2 separate regions of the Mus musculus genome follow, and region 2 is linked to region 1. A link is a loop called in an ENCODE intact Hi-C map of the cell type or tissue named here. Cell type or tissue: left cerebral cortex. All regions are shown on one strand. Links, peaks and the distances in the headings refer to the core of each region. The heading gives the core; the rest is flanking DNA.

What was found. A loop is a pair of places that touch in the nucleus more often than their neighbours do. Peaks named below come from ENCODE experiments on the same cell type or tissue, not always from the same donor. Only the 100,000 strongest peaks of a DNase experiment are listed, where the experiment ranks them.
Region 2: a loop joins it to region 1, with 4 times the contacts of the local background. A loop is called at or near these places in 3 of 42 quality-filtered maps.

The regions. Positions count from the first base shown.
Region 1 is chrX:94,862,754-94,868,130 of GRCm38, forward strand. No RefSeq gene overlaps it. Among named protein-coding and RNA genes, the nearest start is that of Gm39526, 130 kb to the left of the region's middle. In left cerebral cortex, for the core only: a CTCF peak has its summit at 2,938 (motif pointing right); a DNase peak (open chromatin) is centred at 2,972; H3K4me3 peaks cover 292 bases.
Region 2 is chrX:94,987,546-94,992,922 of GRCm38, forward strand. No RefSeq gene overlaps it. Among named protein-coding and RNA genes, the nearest start is that of Spin4, 36 kb to the right of the region's middle. In left cerebral cortex, for the core only: no CTCF peak of the experiment used is centred there; DNase peaks (open chromatin) are centred at 3,023 and 3,135; H3K4me3 peaks cover 530 bases.

The DNA.
Region 1 (5,377 bases), core at 69-5,068:
ATGATCTAATTCTTTAATGTGCTCAGAACTGCATTTATAAGCATGCCCAGTACAAATGTAATTCATTTACAGGGACAGGCTTTATTTAGCCTCCTGTTTTCAAGGATAAGACTCAAAAAGTATACAAAAGTAAAATTTAAAATAAGGTATACTTAATATCCCCAAAACTCCTCAGAGATTTGCTGAATATGGTATTTAAAATGTCTACTAAAAAAATCTTCCCATGATAGACAAAACACCATATCCTGGCAGACATAAGTTCTCCCCCAAAGAAGTTGATTCCATCTCAATTGTGGGAATGCTAACCACTGAGAAAACAGCCCTGTGTTTTGCCTACTGCAACCATCCAGCCCAAACTGTGGAGAAGCAGGACACTGGAGAGTTGATTGTCCCTCTTGGCCTCACCAAGGTAGGCAGGCTGGTGTCCTCATCCACAGGAAAGGATTTCAGATTTCTGGTTCTGGCAACCAAAGACTGATCCAGCCCTGTGTGGCAGTCAAGGAGTTAATGCTGTCCTGTCCTGTGCTAGTGCTGAGGGCTGATGCCTCTCAGGGTGTTAGCATTTTGTATAAGCTAGGCCCCACAGTTATCTGGCAACAGCAGATGTGCCTGACTCACTATAAAGGGGGATGTTTGGCTCCTCCTCTCTCTTGCTCTTGCCTTCCTGCGCTCACTCTGTCTTCTCATCTGTCTCCTCTATCCCTATTTCCTTCCCCCCTCTCTCTCCACATGCTCATGACCAGCCTCTCTCTACTCCTCTATTCCTCCTTCTCTCTCTCTCTCTCTCTCTCTCTCTCTCTCTCTCTCTCTCTCTCTGTGTGTGTGTGTGTGTGTGTGTGTGTGTGTCTCTACTACACTCTTAACTCCCCTCCCCATTGTTGGGATTACAGAAAAGATGAAGAGCTAGGCAGTGTGGCAGCACTTTAATCCCAGCACTTGAGAGGCAGAGGCAGGCAGATTTCTGAGTTCGAGGCCAGCCTGGTCTACAGAGTGAGTTCCAGGACAGCCAGAGCTATACAGAGAAACCCTGTCTCCATAAACCAAAAAAAAAAAAAAAAAAAAAAAAAGGGTAGTAGAGCCAGAGACAGGCAGAGAGAAGGAAAGAGTAGAGAAGCAGAGGCCAGCCATGAGCATGTGGAGAGAGGGGAAAGGGAAAGGGAAGAGCCCAAGAGGACAAGAGAGAAGCAAGCTGGAAACAGGAGTAAGAGAGGGAGGAGGGGGCAAGCAGCCCCTTTTATAGTGGGCCAGGCCTACCTGGCTATTGCCAGGTAACTGTAGGGAGGAGCATACCTGGCTATTGCCAGGTAACTGTGGGGTGGAGCTTAGACAGAATGCTAACATTCCCCTGTTTTGGTTTAATTAAAAAAAGAAAAAAATTAGAAAGAGGTGATGGTGAAGCAGGAATAGGGTCCTTGTAATATGTGGCTGCTTCATGCTGGCATTGGAGGTAACATGTCTCTAGGGAACCTAGAAGAATGGGTATGGGGGATGTTGGTCCAGTCTTAGGAGAGTTGGCTGTTTCCTTGCTGTCCAGGGACTGTGGAGCCATCTGAGGATAGGTCAGAAGGAACAGGTCCAGTAGAAGTGTCTGTGTTTGTGACAGGAGACTGGAACATCTGGAGGTTGCTTTTCAGGAGCTATCCTGGGCATAGTAAGCACCTGGACTTGAAAAGATATTGAAAATATATTATTACAGGTAGAGAATAAGATTAAGTACATTTGGGAAAAACATTTTTCTTAAGATGTACATTTGAAACCCAGAGGAATCCCACCCTCTGGAATGGCTTGGGCAGATGTAATTATCTGGATGGAGCCTATTTGGTCCATGAGAGGTGGATCTGAGTGGGTGTCCTGTAGCTTATAAATTTATAAAAGAAATAACTACATGAGTTGACAACATAAATAGTCCTTAAGATGAGCCTTTTGTGGAGCAGAAGGAACAAGATGAAAAAGTTGAAAAAGTTGGATCATATAGTGAAATGTTTCATTAGAGTTAGGCAAAGTTATAGGAACTCAGATAATGTTAGGACAGTGGCATAGCAAGAAGAGGAAATAAGAAGCATTTGATGAATGGAAACAGAGTTTAGGTAAGGAGAGAACAGATTACATCTGTGAAAGCTTTTTTCTAGCTGTCAATGTAGTCAGAAGTTTGGGGAATAAACAGTACTTTAGCAGTTAAAAAGTGACAGAGTTCACTAGCCAAAAGTTCCCATAGACTCTATGGCAACTTGGGCGGTCAGTCTGGCTTTCAAGCACAGAAGACGAAGGGCTTTTTCTGTGGAATGGATATGCATGACATGAGAAATGACTTACCTTGGTTTAGCTAAGTCATTGGACTCAGAGTATCCAGTGTTGCCCACTGAGTATTTCAGCGATTATCATATCACAATCCAGGCAGCATCCTGTAGTTGTGTCCACATCTTCTTAGACCATCTACCACCCTGGGCCAACTGTTAAAGACTTTGGGAATTCTGTCTGTCATAAACTTAATAATTAACAAACTTCTGACAGGATTGAGCACTATGTAGATTGGCTATAACTGAATATAATTTAATGACAGTAGTAAAAATCATATTAAGACAGGATAGGAATGAAAACCTTAGGTAACTTTGACAGGCTGTGTAGGTAGAGAAAAGTATATTTTTGTATTAGCAAAGAAATGTTCGGCTAGGACTAGAATAAGAAAGCTGGCAGCAATGGCATAAGGTCATGGTGACAGAAAATGAGTCTGTCCACGCAGGTTCAGGCCTGTGACACAAACTAGGCACGCAGGCCACGAGAACAGGCCAGGGGTGTGGGAACATGGATAGGTAACCACTTGGGCCTTTTTGACTGCATAGCCCACATGGCAGAGGCTGGGTGGCAGCAGCTCCCATAGTAGAGGTCTGTGAAACTCACAGCAGCCAGTAGGTGGTGGTGGTTCTGTGCGGTAGGGCATGGTGGCTGTAGCTGCACAGTGGCCTGCAGGTCGCTGTCCCACCACTAGGGGGCCCCCGCAGCAGCAGCAGCACCACATTACGGGCTTGGTGACTGTAGCTGCACAGCGCAGCTGGTGGACCTGTGGGGAAGAGACGCAGCAAGTCAGGCCGGAGGGTCTGCACGGTTGAGGGGCGGGACTTCCTGCTCACGGCCAGAAGTCACAGGGAGGGGCATCCTACTTGCTGCTGGAAGTCCTGGGCAGCATTCCTGCTGTCAGAGTCCTAAGTGGGCAGGGAAAAGGAAGCACCTGAAATAGCGTGTTCCATATCCTAACAATGAAGTTGTGGCACATTGCACCCCTAGTCTTTATAAGTCCTGAGTAGAGTGGGAGATAGATAGGGAAAGAGGAAGGGAGGAAGAGGCTTGCTAGTTCAGGAAAACAGCTTCTTTGGTGGGGGGGGGGGGGGGGGCGGCAACAGACGGGACCCCTGGCAGGACGCAAGGGGTAGGGACATACCCACTTTTCCCACCATGAATTGAGAGCAGGGCTAAGGAGCAGAGTGGGAAGGGCAGCAAGTAGGGTCCAAACTGGTTGAACTAGTCTGCAGCAAGCTGCAAATGAGGGAGGCAGGGGCCAGCCGAGCTTGAGTGGGCTGAGGGAGCGCACTGACAGTCAGGGGGAGATGGATACAGAGCCAAGAGCAAGAAGTGGGGAAGGGCAGCAGAGTCCCTGGCAGGGGGCAGAGCTAGACCCACTTGAACCGGCAGAACCAGCTGCCGCAGCAGGAGCTGCAGCAGGAGCTGGAATCAGCAAATGAGGGAGGGGAAAGGGGGGAGGGGAAAAGTCTGTGTCATCGGTCATTAGCGAGAAAGTAACAGTTTAGCAGAGATGTAGAGATACTGTTTTAGACCAAGACACCCCATTAAATCGAGGCAGAGACAGTGAAGTGACCCCTGGGTAAGAGAATCGGATTAACTGCCCCTGCCAGTGTCCTGAGGGCATTAATAACCCAAGAGAGATTCTAGCATAGGCCAGAACACCAGGTCATCATGTAGGGGCCTGGGGGCTAACACTCAGCCGGTGCTCTTGAACCAGAGACCGGTTCACCTGGGCCCAGGAATTTCTCTGGCATGGGGAGGGGAGTTAAGAGGGTAATAGAGACAGAGAAAGACAGAGGAAAGGAGAGAGTAGAGAAGTAGAGGCCGGCCATGACCACATGGCGAGAGGGGAGAAGGGAAGAGCCCAAGAGGGCAAGAGAGAAGCAAGAGGGAAACAGGAGTAAGAGAGAGGAAGGGGCAAGCAGCCCCTTTTATAGTGGGCCAGGCCAACCTGGCTGTTGCCAGGTAACTGTGCAGAGGAGCATACCTGGCTATTGCCAGGTAACTGCAGGGTAGAGCTTAGACAGAATGCTAACACTCATGCTCTATTTTATACTATACCATCACATGGCTGGTCCCTCAGAGGGAAAGGGATGCCTTGGCCTGGGCCTGCAGAGGCACTCCCTTCCCCCCATACCTGACTACACCTCCTCTAAAACATATTCCTTCTCTTGCTTTATCTTTTTATAAAGCACAACACTGAGAACTCTGCTTCCAAGGAGAAACAAAGTGAATATGTCAGGTAACCATTTAAGTAATGTGTAAGCCTCTGTCATTTTAATCAATACAAAGGTCATTTGCACTCCCTACTCAAATGTAACCTGGTCAGGTTTATGATGAGACTAGTGGCTAACTGTAGCTTTATCAGTTTAGCACCAGCAAGCAACCAACTTCTCACCCAATGGCTGTACCTGCTTGTTCAGTCCGTTTCTACATGAAGGCAGGCCTTGTTTTTTTCTAGAGATACTAGGTCTCTTGCTGGCAAAGTCAAAATCCAGTTTCCCCTGCTGACAGGCTTCATACTAAAAAGAAGGGATAAACTCATAAAACAGGTTTCAATGTAAAATTTTGCTACTCCTTTATTTAAATTAACTTACTTAGCCATGACTGCTCTCAATTATCAGCTAACCATGTCTCATGGTAAATAACTGGATTAAAAAGATATAAGGGCTGGAGAGATGGCTCAGCGATTAAGAGCACTAACTGCTCTTCCGAAGGTCCTGAGTTCAAATCCCATTAACCACATGGTGACTCACAACCATCAGAATTGAGATCTGATGCCCTCTTCTGGTGTGTCTGAAGACAGCTACTCACACATAATAAATATATCTTTAAAAAAAGATTTAAAACTTATGTAAGTTATAAAAGTCTAAAAATAATTTGAAATATATAAATTTAAGTTATAAAGATCGAAAAATGATTTGAAGTCTCTGTCCTATCTATATGTATTTCCAGCCCTCCAGATAGAGATAAGAATGTTCACATTTTAAACCAAGAATCATCTTAGGGGAGGGGGCAAGCTTTTTCTCTAACTCAAAGGCATTAGTCTATTCAAACTGTTTACAGACATGTGTAAACT
Region 2 (5,377 bases), core at 207-5,206, 120 kb after region 1:
CAGACATGGCCACCTCTCTCTCTCTCCATAAACTGGGAGAAACAATTCATTTACAGATCTACTTGGGGCCCTAGTCACAGCCAAGACTCAAAGGACAATCTCTAAGGCTGTCATAGCAGTGGCCTCCAAATGCCCCCACTAGCAGGCTCCTAGAATCAAGGGTGCCATCAACATAGTGACAAATGAAGATACGTGGGCTTCCAAGTGGCTCAGGCCCTTGGGTACTGCCTTCCCAGACCACTCTGTGACCAAGAGCTATGAAGCATCCTGCCTTCCTATAGGATTCATGTCCTGGCCCACTGGATCTACTGTTCTTCCTGACTAGCACAGCCCACGTTGTTCCATTAATCCTGACTTTAAAGACAGATTGCAGATTATTCTAGAACCCAAGCTCCAGCTATTTGAATCATGCAATTATAATGCCCAAGATTAACTTGTAAGCTCTGCATGCCCAGACACCAGGTAACTTTCCGGAATGCTAAAGTTCTTGGAGAATAACAAAGCTTCGTGGGAAAGTATAGTGGCTTATAGGTTTGTCCTTATAAGGGTGTGCAACATGTGGCTCAAGGCCATTCCAGCTGAGAAATTCCGGGGAATGGTCCTGACCAAAGTTCTTCTCTTGGCAGTATTTAATATTTAATAAAGCTTCCTTTAAATTTGACCTAAAATGGTGGCATTTGTCTTTCTGGTGAATATCAGGATTAACACAATACACAACAGAGATTCCTGAATACTCATACTTAATGTGGCACTGCTCACAATAGAAATGTTTGTGGGGTCATTTTTAATTTTTTAACAAACTTATTCTAAACTTAATTACATTTTGTTATTAATGATCATGTAAATAAATTTTGCAGCAATTTGTTTTTCTATTCACACTGTAAAAGGAGAAATAAAATGATGTAATATAACATAGCTTAACATTATATTTTAAATTATAATTTTAAAATATTACTGCATACCTAAAATAAAATATAGGATGCATTCATAATACAACATACTATGCTATCAAGTTTGAGGATAAACACTGAATTACAGTGCTTACATTGAAAAATTATATTCCTCTCTTTCTTCCACAGACAGTTGAAATAGACTATGCAGTCTAGCAGGAAACTAAAATTTAAAAAAAATCTAACTTTTAAAAGATAGAGATACTCTTACCCTAATTCAGGTTTTAAATAACCTCTATATACCAAGTAAATATAAATCTCTTCTAATATGACATTAAAATATATTGTTAGCCCTGTTTGTTAAAGATTTCTTCAAAAGCTGTAGTAACTTTTAATTTTCTTTTACTGGGTTATACCCAAAAGAATTCTACTTTGGGTGTGGGTCTGCTACCTTGGGAAGGTACCCAGGACTCAGCTGTCTGTGGTCCTCAGGCAACCAGGACTGGGCCATGGAAAATAAACATTTTGTTTATTGTAATATACTGCATAGAAATCTGATATATCATTAAGTAATTTTAACGGTGAAAGTGAAGTTAAGAACAAGGAAAACTAACTACTCCAAACCTGGGAAAATAAGCTGATAGTATATAGTTTCATCTTATGCTATAGCATACTTCTTTAAAAAATATAACTATATATTCATATTAATTATTTTATTTACATCCCAAATGTTGCTCCTCCTCCCGGTTCCCCCTTGCAGAGTTCTCCCCCCCCCCCACTTCTGAGAGGGTGCCCCCCTCAGACATCCCCTCTCCCTGGGACATTAAGTCTCTACAGGATTTGGAGCATCATCTTCCACTGAGGCTAGACAAGTCTGTCCTTTGCTATGTATGTGTCACAGGGCAAGATAGTACAGAGATTCTTCCCTTGTGTAGTCTTGCTGAGGTCATTTCAGATTTAACTAGAATTTCATCTCCTTAATGGAGAATCCCATGGAAAACCACCCAACTCTATTCTAGGAACTGAAGTCAAGATGCCCCAGTTGTTTTCATTCTGTCTAAACTCCACCCCACAGGTTTTTTATAGTGGGTCTAACTCCCTCTCTCCTCTCCTCTCCTCTCCCTCTCCCTCTCCCTCTCCCTCTCCCTCTCCCTCTCCCTCTCCCTCTCTTCTTCCTCTCCTCCCCCTCTCCCTCCTCTCCCTCCCCTTCTCTCTCTCTCTCTTCAGGGGGAAGGGATGCCTCAGCATGGGCCCACTGAGACATTCCCTTCTCCCATACCTCACCACACCCCCATAGAAATACTCCCTAGTTCTTTATCTTATAAACACAACATGTGGTGCAAGGACTTGGATTCAGAAACTGCAGGTTTGCCTCTCACCTCAGCTACCACAAGAGATCCACGCTCCCTAGCCCTGATCTGGTAAGCCCCGTATTCCCACTGGTAAGAGTGACCATCTGCATGGCCCCAGGGGAGAGTTCTTGAGCTCTGGAGTACCCTTGTGTTGTCCTTGAGGATGGGAGATATTCAGTCTTTTACTGACCCTCGTTCTAGGACTTATTCCCTTGGGCGAGACTTTCCTCTTTTCTTTTGAGGCAATTTCTTTCTCTTGGCTGAGAATTCCAGGCTGGGCCTGGACAACTGCTCTCTGGCTCAGCAGCACGGGCTCTGAGATTTAGTCACCAGCCCTCATGTGTCTCACCCTTGGGCCAGTCTTTCTCTACCTGCTTTTTCCTCTTTTTCCTCCAAGGTAGGATAGACCTTCCCCTCCCCCCTCCCTCATTTGCAGCCTGCTGCAGTCACTAGTTCAACCGGTTCACCTGAAAAGCAGGTCGGGCACCGGCCCCTTCTAGGGACCCTACTTGCTGCCCTTTCCCCCCTGCTCTTTGGCTCTGCTTCGGGTTCTCAGCCTGAAAGTGTGTTTGTACTCGCCACTTGCCTCCTGCCAAGGACCCCGTCTGAGACTTGCTTCCCCACGCTTGCTTCCCCTTCTTCCCTCCTTTTTCTCTTTCTCTCCCTCTCTGCCTGGGACTTAGCCTGCATGTTGCTGGTATGCTACTTCGGGTGCTTCCTTCCCCACTCCCCTCCTCCACCTCGGACTTCAGCAGCCTGAGGCACCGGCCTAGTATTCCAGCTGCTAGTAAGATGTCCCGCCCCATAGCAGCGCCTACCCACGGTGCCTCTGCCTCGGCTCTCCTCCGGCCCATAGCATGGTTCCGCCCCGACCCACTGGTCCCAGGGACCCTCCAGGCCATGCTGCGCAGCTACAGTACCAAGCCCGCAACACAGCGCCGCCGCTGCCTCAGGCGCCACGAGGCCACAGCACAGCACGGGGCTACCCCGACCCACTGGCCTCCCCCCAGGCGGGGGCAGCGACCTGCAGGCCACTACACAGCTACAGCCACTGACTTCATGGTCCCGCCGCCCAGAACCACCGCCAGTTGGACAGGCCCAAACCAACAACTCAGTTTCCTGCCACCAAACTGCAAAAGAAGAAGAAGAAGAAAAAAAAAAAAAAGAAAGAAAGAAAGAAAAAGAAAAAAAAATCCCTCACACACACACACACTTCAATGCCCCATCCAGACCCCTGGGTAACCATACCCCTCAAAAGCAGCTCTCTCATCCCTCTCCCTCTGGGCTTTTGCAGCCCTTTAAAAAAAAACCCTAGGCCTAGGTTTCTGGTAAGTCCTGGACTTACAGTGTATGGCCTCTAAGGGGACTTGGTGAGGACTTGGTGAGGACTCTAGCCTGGCTGGGATTTTTACTTATTGAATTATTCTCGGGATGCTGGTACAAATAATCCAATAACTCTCCAATAGGTGCTGTGATATCTCCGAACATATACTTTAAGGGCTCCCCTAGGCTTTGCTGGAAGTAGTTAAGGACTGGGAGCAGATAAGGGAGGTAAACAGGAGCCAGCTTTATGAGATCACCGAATAATGCTGAGTACAGTGTTTAGTTACCTAATAACAATCATTCTGCTTACTTAGAGTCCTGCCTTGGGTTAGGCTTAGGCCACTGTCTTAGGACACGGAAGCAGCATTGCTATTTTGGGGGTCTGCTTTGGACCTAACAGTCAGGCAGGCAGAGATAGCCCAGCAGCACATGGATAAGAATAAATACACATTTTAAAAGGCAAGCGGACAAGGATACATTGAAAAAGTGCAGAGAGACACAAGTAGAAATTGGTTTAGGATCCAAGAAACAGATAATAGAAAAACAGACACAGAAGAGACAGGCAGTTTGTGATTTATAAGGAAGTGACAGGGATGGCAGGCAGTGTGTAAATAGACACAGAAAAAATAAAAGATACAGAGACTCAGAAAGAGGAAAAAGCAAGAAAGACAGAAATTACAGAAATAACAGTATGTTAAGAACATAAATGATATCATTTTGTACAACTTGAAAATCATTTTGTGTGACTTGGAATAATGTAACATTTGCAAAATGCTGTTAAGGAGTCAGCCACAAAGCAACCCTGCTATGATCCAGCCATAAGGCAGCTCAAAGCCAAGCTTTTTTTTTTTTTTTTTTTTGGTTTTTCGAGACAGGGCTTTTCTGTATAGCCCTGGCTGTCGTGGAACTCACTCTGTAGACCAGGCTGGCCTCGGATTGGATTCAGAAATCCGCCTGCCTCTGCCTCCGGAGTGTTGGGATTAAAGGCATGCGCCACCATGCCAGGCGGTCAAAGCCAAGCTTAAGGCAGACTCTGATATGCTAATGAATCAGCCACAATTTGTACTGGTATGTTAATGAATCAGCCCTAAACTGTGGACTCTGCTAGCACAAAATTCTCCCTAGACAATACAGAAAGCTAGAACTTTGGATAAAGACTGCTATGCTCCTAAGACAGCATCTCAAGTCTCTTCATTGATTCCCATCACTAAGAGGACTTTGAAACTGACCACTCTGTGACTCCGCCTTCAACAACACTTGAATTTCTAGCACTGCTGCTGACTTCACAAATGCCTGCCTGTTAGTATTAGTGGCTAGCTGCCACTCTCAAGGACATTTTGAAGAATCTTCAATTGAATACTGGTTGAGCTTGCTTCTGACATGCCTTCATCAGACCGGGTTCCTCAGGGGAAGCCTGTAGTATTTCACCCCAAGACTGGCTGTTTTTCCCTGTTCACTTAGTGAGATAACTGTTTGCATGAAATTATAGCATGGTATTGTAAGGAATGTTTGTGTGAATAAATTGAGCATATTTGGAAGGAAAAATCTCCTGTGGACACCCTAATTGCTGAATGTTCTCTGCATAGCATGATCCAGAAGCAGAAACAGAGATTATGTAAGACAGAAAAGATTTTAATACTTCCATTGCTTATGCATGTAATAAATTTGTTCTTTTTCCTAGCACAGGTGGATGGACACAGAGACAGACAGACAGTCAGACTCACATGCACGTGTACCTGCACACACACATATGCACACACACAGAGGAGACAGCCAGAAATGTGAAACTAGAGATGGTAACGCAGAGCCAAA